Linked DNA regions of Homo sapiens: region 1 is linked to region 2. Evidence: chromatin loops called from intact Hi-C (ENCODE). Cell type or tissue: GM12878. All regions are shown on one strand. Links, peaks and the distances in the headings refer to the core of each region. The heading gives the core; the rest is flanking DNA.

Region 1 (5,391 bases), core at 163-5,162, 190 kb before region 2:
CACGTACAACAGAAGACAAGCCTAAGCTAATTGTAAGGAAGGAGACTAATTTTAGATTCCCCGATAAGAAAGTGTCTTTAACCAAGAATTACACAGAAATAGAATAGCTCAACTTAACTACAGAAATATTCAATCTGAAGTAGGATGAGCATAGAAGAGTATGGCAGATTGTATTCATGTATCCTAACATATTGACCATCTTATGGAGATATTGGCATTTCCATACTGACAGCTGAAGTCTAAATTCTTTCCCCGTGAATCTGAATGAGTCTATAAACTAAGGCAGATGTTAATCTATGCCATTTCCAAGTCAAAGTTTAAAAATGACGGAATATCTTTGTGTGTGTGTGTGTGCGTGCGTGTGTGTGTGCATGCATGCATATTCAGACACACACATACCTTTGCAGTCTTGTGATGAGTCTGACTACCTTGAAGATGTCACGCTGGAAATAACATTCAGGAACTGCATGGAGATAGACGGAGGTAGAGACATAAGGAAAGTCTCAGCTGTTCTAGTCCCTAGCAGTTCAAGTCTTCCCTGCCCAGGCACCAGACATGTGAGTGAGCACTTACTCATTAAGTGAATACAGACCCCAATCTTTGAGATACTCTATCTGAAGTTTAGTGGAACAGAAGTCTGAACCCCGCCCATCATTCAGATCTGCAGGCAAAGTAAATGTTATTTCCACTGACTTTGTTTTTTGTTTGTTTGTTTTTGAGACGGAGTCTCACTCTGTTGCCCAGGCTGGAGTGCAGTGGCGCGATCTTGGCTCATTGCAAGCTCCGCCTCCTTGGTTCACGCCATTCTCCTGCCTCAGCCTCCCGAGTAGCTAGGACTACAGGCTTCCCCCACCACGCCCGGCTAATTTTTTGTATTTTTAGTAGAGACAGGGTTTCACCATGTTAGCCAGGATGGTCTCGATCTGCTGACCTCATGATCCGCCCACCTCGGCCTCCCAAAGTGCTGGGATTACAGGCATGATCCACCGCGCCTGGCCTGACTTTGGTTTTAATAAACTTTCCTTGTATCTGGACCAGAGTGGTTGGTACAATGGGTTGGATGTTTGAGTTTATGACTTTCAAGAACCATCCCAAATTATACAGAATTGGGACTATGTTTGTGAAAAGTTGCTTTCTGTTTTCTCTTGTATATAAAGGATGCTATGTTTTATCATTTGGTCCTAAAGTAATTCACAAAAGAAAAATTCTGCTTTTCTAATCATCTTAACTTTGAATATGGCTTCAGGCAGGAATTGCAATGTCTCATTCATGCATCTCATTTAGCGCTTGGGATGTAGCATGCCCAATGTGTTACTGGGTTATGAAATAAAATACTATATTAAGATGAACTGGCTGATTTCTTCACTGGATTGCTGTATGACCATCAGCAGACATATGACCCATTTGAACCTGTTTCCTCACCAGAAATATGGAGATGATAGTTTTTGCTTGGTTTCCTCCCAGGTTCATTGTGAAAATTCTTTAAAATCTCTAAATTCACATAAAATGCAAAATTTACCAGTATACAATCTTTTTGTTTTAATTTCCTCTGAGAAATGTGATCCTGATCTATGAAAATTATTTTCATAGTTCCCATCACCCAAGAAGCAATAGGAACAATTCCCAACCACAAGTAATTGAGAGCACATTTCCTAATACTAAGAAGTGTTGGATTCATAACTCATAGTACCTGAAGCTGACACAAAGAATGTATTTGTTTTCACACACTGAATAATCTCCTGAAAAAGTCCATTTTCATTAGCTTCTGAGTTTTATTGTTGACTTATATCCTGAAGTTATCTTACAGTATCTGCAAAAGTAATTATGGAAGCCATTTGGAACAAGAGCAGAGAGAAACAACTGGCATTATAATACATAGCATGTTGGAGGCACAGTGATATTAACAAACCCACTCATTAAAAGTGGGCGGAAAGATATTCACCTGGAGGAAATTGCAATTGCTCACTGCCAGGCATGGTGTAGTCATGAGAATCCATTTCTGAAACAGGCAAACCTTCCTCTCTTATGTTATTGAGTCACAAACCCGGACCTTTAGTTCATTCATCATGGGAAGTAGTTCAATCTAATGGACTGAGTGGGACTGCGTTGTTGGCTGGTGACTCATTCAGTTACCTCAGCAAATTACTCATGTTTTCAGGATACTGAAATTATTGGTAAAAAGATGTAATTTTACCACCAGCTGACCCTAGAGGGCACAGTTTTATTGATAAAAGAAAATGAAATATTGATAAGTTTAACTTTATTGTTCATTTGTTTGGGAAAATAAAGGTAAAACAAAAATCTTAAATTCAGTATCTGTCTCTTAATGATTCCAGGCACGTTCTAGCTACCTGCACTATTTTGTTTCGGTAGGGAGATAGCAGAGCTTCATAAAACACACAATTTTAAAGTTAGACTACTAATACTCCTGTCTAATCTGGGGACATCAATCAACTTTTCAAGGCCTCAGTTTCCTCAACTGGAAAGTGTGGTTCCTATTGTAAAATTCTCATAGACTTTTAGTAAGAATTAAATGATGTGATGATACAAACACAAAGAAGTAGTGAATAAATACTAGTTATTGTCATGAATTGTTATTATTGTATTATTATTTCATACAATGATGACCATATAATTCAGGCCATAAATGTATCTGCTGTCTGCTTTCCTCCTTTCACCCTCACCCTTACAATCTATTTTTTTTTTTTTTTTTTTTTTTTGAGACAGAGTTTTGCTCTGTTGCCCAGGCTGGAGTGCAACGACACAATCTCGGCTCACCGCAACCTCCGCCTCCCAGATTCAAGTAATTCTCCTGCCTCAGCCTCCTGAGTAGCTGGGATTGCAGGCATCCACCACCACACTTGGCTAATTTTGTATTTTTAGTAGAGACGAGGTTTCTCCATGTTGATCATGGAGAACTCCCGACCTCAGGTGATCCACCCACCTCGGCCCCCCAGAGTGCTGGGATTACAGGTGTGAAACACTGTGCCCGGCCAACAGTCTTATAATAAAATAGAAATACTATAGAAGTTGAAAAATAATCAATACCATCTGATTTGAAGCTACCCTAAAACATAGTTTTGTTTTCCTGATTTCTGGACAGCTTCTTTCTTTGACCTCTTAAAACTAGGTGACTCTATACAACCTCCTGGATCTGCAAACCCGGTGTGCACTTGTGACACACAGTAATTAATAAGTATTCAGGATAAAACCAAAATATATTCAATCCTTGATCCAGTTGCCCATTTCTTATGGGAAGTGAATCACAAACCAGTCCAGGACTGAATCATGAAATGTTTAACAAAAGGTGAGGAGTACTTGAATGATTTAGGGAGACTACAGCTGAGGCCTGTGGTTATTAACATGTCGTCATTCAGAGGCCATAAAGATGAGAAAGAGAGCATAAAAGGTTGACATTGTGGAGATGCCAGAGATAAGATCAAGAATAACACTTCTCTGACAAAAGTACCTTTTAATACACAATCACAGCCACATGAAAGAGTCATGGCAAGTCACCTGTCTGCTGCCCACTTCAGTGTGGTTAGTAACAAAGAAGATTACACAATGAACGCAGCATGCTCCATTCAGATGGAACACCAGCCCCTCTATCTCATTTTCTTCCTTTAGTTCTGTTTAGATACCACAACTGGAATCAATGATTTATCCATCTGTAGGGTCAGACCTGCACCACATGCGAGACATATCTGGGATTGAGGGAAAAAAAGACTTTAATATCTCTAGTTTTTCTTCTTATACTCCTCCCCAAATCTGTGCACCATATTTTCTAGTCTTCTTCCAGTTTGGTTGAACTTAAATGCAGGACCCAGTGCTGGGCCTTAGACTCCTGTTCCTTCCAGCCACAGTTCTTTTTACCTATACCCTGCAGTAAATGCCCCTCAGTTCTCCACATCTTTTCCAGTGTCACAGTCTTCCCTAAGCTTCTAAACTGCTTCTACACCCAAACTTGTAACTATAGCCTGATCTCTTTCCCACCTAACCTGCCCATTAACCCTGTATCTCAAACAGATCTTCTTCATTGGTCCTTTTAGAAATGTCACTCAAACATTGTCCTCAAAACATATTCAAAGCTTTCTTAAACTACTTAATCAAATGGGATGATTCAGTGTAAACTTTCTTCTAAAAAGAATATCTAAATCAATGGCATTCATAGGCTGACTATACAAAACATTTCTCCATGGTCCGCTTGTAGATGAAAAAATGTTTTAAGACTCTTATCTAAAGATTTCATCTATTTGGTTCATATCAATGCTGATTTATCTATTTGAAATATTCCCAGGGATATTTCAGTAATACAAGTACTGGATCCTGTCTTCAGGGACTCTGACTGAGACGAAGACTAGGGCATTAATAATGTTTTCAAAGACCACAGGTAACTACAATGGGTAATCAATGTGGAGATTCACTGCACTAAAGCATATATAACCAGTATTTGACCCGAACTCTGAAAGGTTATTACTTTGAAAGAAAGAGTGTTCAGAAGGCAATGATTTACAGCAAGTCAGTTGGAATGAGATACTTTGCCTCTAAAACTGGTTTTGCCATCCATAAAAAACTTAACTTTTACTTAAACTGCTTTAAAGTCATAAAATAGGTTCCATTTTCTTCATCTGATTCTGCTATACAAAAGAGAGGAAAATGTAATGGATAATAGGACATGTGTTTTACATATTTTAGTTTGCTATAAGTTTTCATGAATGTCTTATTTAAGCATTACAACAACATGGAAGTGGGAACAGGGTATGGTTGGCAGGTGATGGGGTACAGGAAAAGCACTGTATTTACCAATGAGAAAATTGAGGCCTAGAGTGGTTGCATGAGTTATTGAAGGTCACGCAGCTAGCTGGTGATGCAAACTGGTACTCAACTCATTATACAACTCTGACTTGGTTGCTTCATACCTTTGTAACTTTGAGTCACTGAGTCTCCTCAGCAAATTTATGCATTTGATCAATAATTCATGGAGCTCCTTATTGAAGAGGGCAAAGGGTAGAGATGTATTTAAATTAATCACATCTCTAAGAGGAACTGTAAAAGCTCATACAAGATTCAACCCAATCCACATTATCTTAAACAGTCCTCCAAATGAATTATTTAGGCTAGGACACCTATTCCATTAGCTTTTGGTAAAATGCAGATAAACACATTCCTTCTCAAGCTATTTGCTCAGAATATTAATACATATTTCTTCCCAAATGTAATGTACTGGTACACACGAGGCCTTACCCAGGTGAATTCATCAGGAAAGTCCATTTCAGCAAAGGAAAAGCCCATTTCAGCAAAGAGAAAGCATCAAATTACTTGTTGTTTTCCAAAAAAACTACACTTTTTGCACTGTGTTTTTAGCATACCACTTCAGAATTAAAAAACAAA
Region 2 (5,391 bases), core at 174-5,173:
TAAAATACCAGCTGAGAGTGTGAATAAACCAAAGGCTTTATACACACCGTAGCTGAGTTAAACTGGCACTGCCACATTGGAACATTATTCAGGATGATTTAACAGAGCTGAGCAATGGACTATCCTAAGACTCAGAAAGTCCACCCTTCGACATATGCACATCTGAAATGTTAACTAAAATGCAATATTTTTATAGCCCCTTCCCTCCAAAAAACAAAAACAAATAGAAACTACCCATATGTCCATCGGCATTACAATGAATATATTAATACATACCCAGGATATTCCTACAATGCCATTACTTTATAGCAAAGGAATTATTGAATGGATATACTTAACGTAATGTTTAAGAAAGAAACCAGGCACAATAAATACTGTTATTTCTACTTGTATAAAAGTACAAAAACAGGTGAAACTATTTTTTTTCTATTAAAGAAGTAGAACAATGGTAAATCTCACGGGCATGGTAGAGACTGGGAATTGGTAATATTCTGGAAGCTGACTGTATAGGTGTGCTGTGTTTGTAAATATTTATCAAGCTGTAAACTTAAGATGTATGTGTTCTTCTCTGATTATAGTATACATTGACAAAAGTTAAAAGAAAAGGCACCAGGAAGTATTTGACACAGTGGTTTATGTCATGGACTCTGAAGACAGATTGCCTGGGTTTCACTGCTGACTTCACTGCTACTGCTTACCAGTTGTGTAACCTTGGGAAAGTTTCTTAGTGACTTAGTTTCATCACCTATAAAGTGGGAATCAAAAGAGTTGCCTGAGCACATGAATCTTCCCTTAAGTTGTAGAGCTCTTAAGGAATTTGATTTTCACAGAAATAGACATAAAAGGGGCCAAAAAACATCATCAGCCTCTTTACAGAAATCAAGCCCAGATAGCTCTCACTTGTATGAAGCAGAGGAAAGAGAAAACACAAAGAAATTAAGGCTAATGGGGAATCATGTAGATCAGGAAAAAGAACATTATTGGAAAGGTTACTAAAATAATATGATCTAATACGAATTTTAGGAATTATGAGTACACATGGCTTAAAAAAATTGAAATCCAAAAGAAGAAAAGGTATAACAAGATAAAAGGAAAGATGTGTGTGTGGGTAAAGTACACAAGTAACAAAAGACTAGTAGGAAATGGATAAATTAGCATTGGAGGCACTGAAGAGCAGCATTGATGCTGCAGAAGATTAGGAACAAATGATACAATTTCAGTTTCCTCAATATAGGAAGATTAAAAAACTGATTAGAATAATGAATACAAAGATGGAAAGTGTATGGCAGAGACAACACACATGCTGTCCTGGAACAACAACAACAACAAAAACTAAATGAATCAAAAGCAACAACCAAAAGTGTAAACTAAAATAAAGTAAAACAACACTTTCTTGAGTTAAAAAATATAACAAAATAAATGGGCATCATTACAACCAATTCAATAAAAATTATAAAATAAATCTAAAGAACAGAAAATGTTGCAAATATCTCAGAAGATATGTCTTACTCAGCACAGTGTCAAGTACATTAGAAAGTGTTTAATAACTTTCTGTTGAATGAATATTATTTATTCATTATTAACTGCATGTGATACAAAGATGAGTAAAAATCTTCTCTAAACATGTCTGAAATCTGCTAAGTCAGGAGTACCATTCACTTTACCATAGAAGTACAAATAGCACAGTCCAAAAGTCAAAATTGGATCTGATTCTTTTTTCTTTTCATTTTTTAAAAATTGTGGCAAAACACATATAAACTACAATTTTCTATCTTAACCATCTTTTAGTGTACAGTTTAGTCATACTAAGTCCCTTCATATTGTTGTGCAAATATCACCACAATTCATCTCCAGAGCTCTTTTCAACTGGAAAACTGAAATTCTATATTCATTGAACAATAACTCCCGATTTCCCCATTCCCATAGCCCTGGAAAGCTACCATTCTACTTTCTGTCTCTGTAGGGTCCAGTCCTACAGGACCTGTGGGTTTTTCTCTTCGTGTATGGAGACGAGAGATCATAGAAATAAAGACACAAGACAAAGAGATAGAAGAAAAGACAGCTGGGCCCGGGGGACCACTACCACCAAGGCACGGAGGCCGGTAGTGGCCCCGAATGCCTGGCCGCGCTGTTATTTATTGTATACAAGGCAAGAGGGTAAGGAATGTGAGTTATCTCCAATGATGGGTAAGGTCATGCGAGTCACGTGTCTACCAGACAGGGGTCCCTTCCCTATTTGGTAGCCAAGGTGGAGAGAGGGGACAGCTTACATCATTATTTCTTTTATGTATTTCTCGGAAAGATCAAATACTTTAATACTTTCACTAATTCTGCTACTACTATCTAGAAGGCAGAGCCAGGTGTACAGGGCAGAACATGAAAGTGGACCAGGAGCGTGACCGCTGAAGCACAGCATCACAGAGACACGTTTAGGCCTCCGGATGGCTGTGGGTGGGCCTGACCGATGTCAGGCCTTCCACAAGAAGTGATGGAGCAGATTCTTCTGTAACTCCCCCGGGGAAAGGGAGACTCCCTTTCCCAGTCTGCTAAGTAACGGGTGCCTTCCCAGGCACTGGTGCTATCCCTAGACCAAGGTCCGCTAAGTAGCAGGTGCCTTCTCGGGCACTGGTGTTACCGCTAGACCAGGGAGCCCTCTAGTGGCCCTGCCCGGGCATAACAGAGGGCTCACACTCATCTTCTGGTCACTTCTCACCGTGTCCCTTCACCTCCTATCTCTGCATGGCCTGGTTTTTCCTAGGTTATAATTGTAGAAGAAATATTACTATAATATTGGAGTAAAGAGTAATGCTACAAACTAATTATTAATAATATTCATAATCATATCTATAATCTATTTCTAGTATAACTATTCTGATTCTATATATTTTATTATACTGGAACAGCTTGTGCCTTCGGTCTCTTGCCTCGGCACCTGGGTGGCTTGCTACCCACAGTCTCTATGAATTTGATTACTCTAAATACCTCACACAAGTGGAATCATACAGCATTTGTCCTTTAGTGCCAGCTCATTTCACATAGAATAATGTCCTTAAGGTTCATCCATCTTGTAAACATGCCAGAATTTCCTTCCTTTAAAGCTAAATAATATTCCATTGGATGTACCATATTTTACTTATTCATCCATCTGTCAATGGACACTTGGTTTGATTCTACGTATTAGCTAATGTTACTGTGAATATAATTCTACAAATATCTCTTCAAAATATCTCTTCAAATTCTTTTGAGTATATACCTTCAACTGGAACTCCTGGATTTTATGTTAATTCTATTTTTAATTTTTTGAGGAACTATCATACTGCCTTCCACGGTGGTTGTACCATTTTATATTCCTACCAACGATGCACAAGTATTGTAATTTGTTCACCTCCTCACCAACACTTTTTATCTGTTTTTGTTTCGGATAGCAGCCGTTCTAATGGGTGCGAGAGGGTATCCCATTGTAGTTTTGATTTCTACTTCCCTAATGATTAGGGATGTTCCCTAATCATGTGCCTAATGTCCCTAATACTTGATCCTTTGTATATCTTCTTTGGAGAAATGTCTACTCAAGTATCTTCCTCATTTATAAATTTTATTTTGTTTTTGTTCTTGGGTTTTAGGAATTCTCAACATAAAGATGTGCCCTGTGCTTCACTTTCTTCTAAGACTTTTATCACTTCTGATCTTATATTTAGGTCTTACATTAATTTTGAGTTAATTTTTATATATGGTGTTAATTACGGGTCCAATTTTATTCTTTTTCACTTGGATGTTTTTTTTTTTTTTTGATGTTTGCTTTTTTAAAAATTTAATTGTGCTGCTGGTTTTCTCTGTGCTGATGATGAACTTGAGGTATAAATTTGAGGCTGTTTAGGTCTTTGCTGAGCCTGCACCTTTCCTTGAGCAATTGTGGTGGCTTTCTAATTTCTGCACATATGTGGTTGCTTTTTAATATCTTAATCTTTAACAATGTCTGACTCTCATAAAGGAAAAAAGAGAACATGAAGTGAAAATGAAAATCACTGGCCCTGTAAACCTCCAGGAAGTCACTTCAGCCAGAGGGGAGGGGCTTGCAACAATCAACAAATGGGGGCAGGTGCAACAGACAATGGATGCCCTCCTCTATGACTGTGAGGAGTAGGGAGTGGGAGGCTGGGGAGGCGGTGGCTACAGATAGACAGGTAGTTGCTACTGCACTGAGAGCTGCAATTGAACAAAATTAATCACAATATACAACTAAAATCTTCTGGAAGTTGAAAGCCTTTAATAGTTCTAAATATTTACATCAAACAGATTCTTCCACTGTAATTTTTATGTAGGTGAGTAGATGGATTCCTGGTGCTTCCTACTCTACCATCTTCTCATAATCCTTTCTCTGGATATCATTCTTTATGATGACACTTATTTAGTGATTTAGCTTTTCAAGTCACCAAAGTCCTGTATCTCTCATGTAGTTTTCATAGGTAAGAAAGAGAAACTAACAACAATATTAACGAAAACACTAAAAAGAATAATAATAGAAAACTCTTCACCAAGAGCTTATTGTGTTCTAGGCATTGTGATACACACTTTACATAATAGAGATGCTCTTTGACTTATGATGGACTTATGTCCTGATAAATCCACTGTAAAGTTGAAAAATTGTAAGTCAAAACATGGTATGTCAGAGACCAACTGTACTGAAAACAACCTATAAGATGAATAGCACCAGGAGACTCATTTTACACATGAAAAAGTGAGAAGTAGAGAAAATAAAGGAATATCACAAGGACATAGAGCTAGCAAATGGTGGACCACTCCATGGAACATGGACATCTATCTACCTAGAAAGCTTATGAAATATGCATTAGGTTCCTCTTGGTGCAGTACTGGGAAGAGTGTTGGTTCTCAGTTACTGGCAGATGGTGGCAGTACTAGTAACACTGGTTCTAGCAGTACCTGCAACTAATGGATATGTCACCTAAGTGTTGCAGTGGCCCAGCCTCATCAGCTAGCAGCATTTATGACCCTATTACCTTATGGAATAGAAAAATTCACAATTACCATATAGGAAAACAAATTCACTTTATTCTTTTCTTTTTGCTTATTTGAAGCAAAAGGGTCCTCTTCCTTGATTTTTTTTTTTTTTTTTTTTTTTTTTTTTTTGAGACAAGGCCTTGCACTGTCTCCCAGGCTGAAGGGCAGTGATGCAATCACAGCTGCAGCCCCTACTTCCTGGGCTCAAGCAATCCTTCCACCTCAGTCTCCCTAGGACCAGAGGAGCAAGGAGCATGCTCAGCGTGCTTTTTTTTTTTTTTTTTTTTTTTTATGTAGAGCCAAGGTCTTGAAGATCTTGCCATATTGCCCAGGCTGGTCTCATACTCCTAGGCTCAAGTGATCCTCTTACCTTGG

Evidence for each region. Hi-C counts contacts between places; a loop is a spot of excess contacts. Peaks named below come from ENCODE experiments on the same cell type or tissue, not always from the same donor. Only the 100,000 strongest peaks of a DNase experiment are listed, where the experiment ranks them.
Region 1: it touches region 2 in a loop (4-fold over the local background); 5 of 110 quality-filtered maps call a loop at or near these places.

The regions. Positions count from the first base shown.
Region 1 is chr10:108,356,987-108,362,377 of GRCh38, forward strand. No RefSeq gene overlaps it. Among named protein-coding and RNA genes, the nearest start is that of LINC01435, 290 kb to the left of the region's middle. In GM12878, for the core only: no CTCF peak of the experiment used is centred there; a DNase peak (open chromatin) is centred at 2,115.
Region 2 is chr10:108,542,053-108,547,443 of GRCh38, forward strand. No RefSeq gene overlaps it. Among named protein-coding and RNA genes, the nearest start is that of LINC02661, 160 kb to the right of the region's middle. In GM12878, for the core only: a CTCF peak has its summit at 2,647 (motif pointing left); DNase peaks (open chromatin) are centred at 2,669 and 4,058.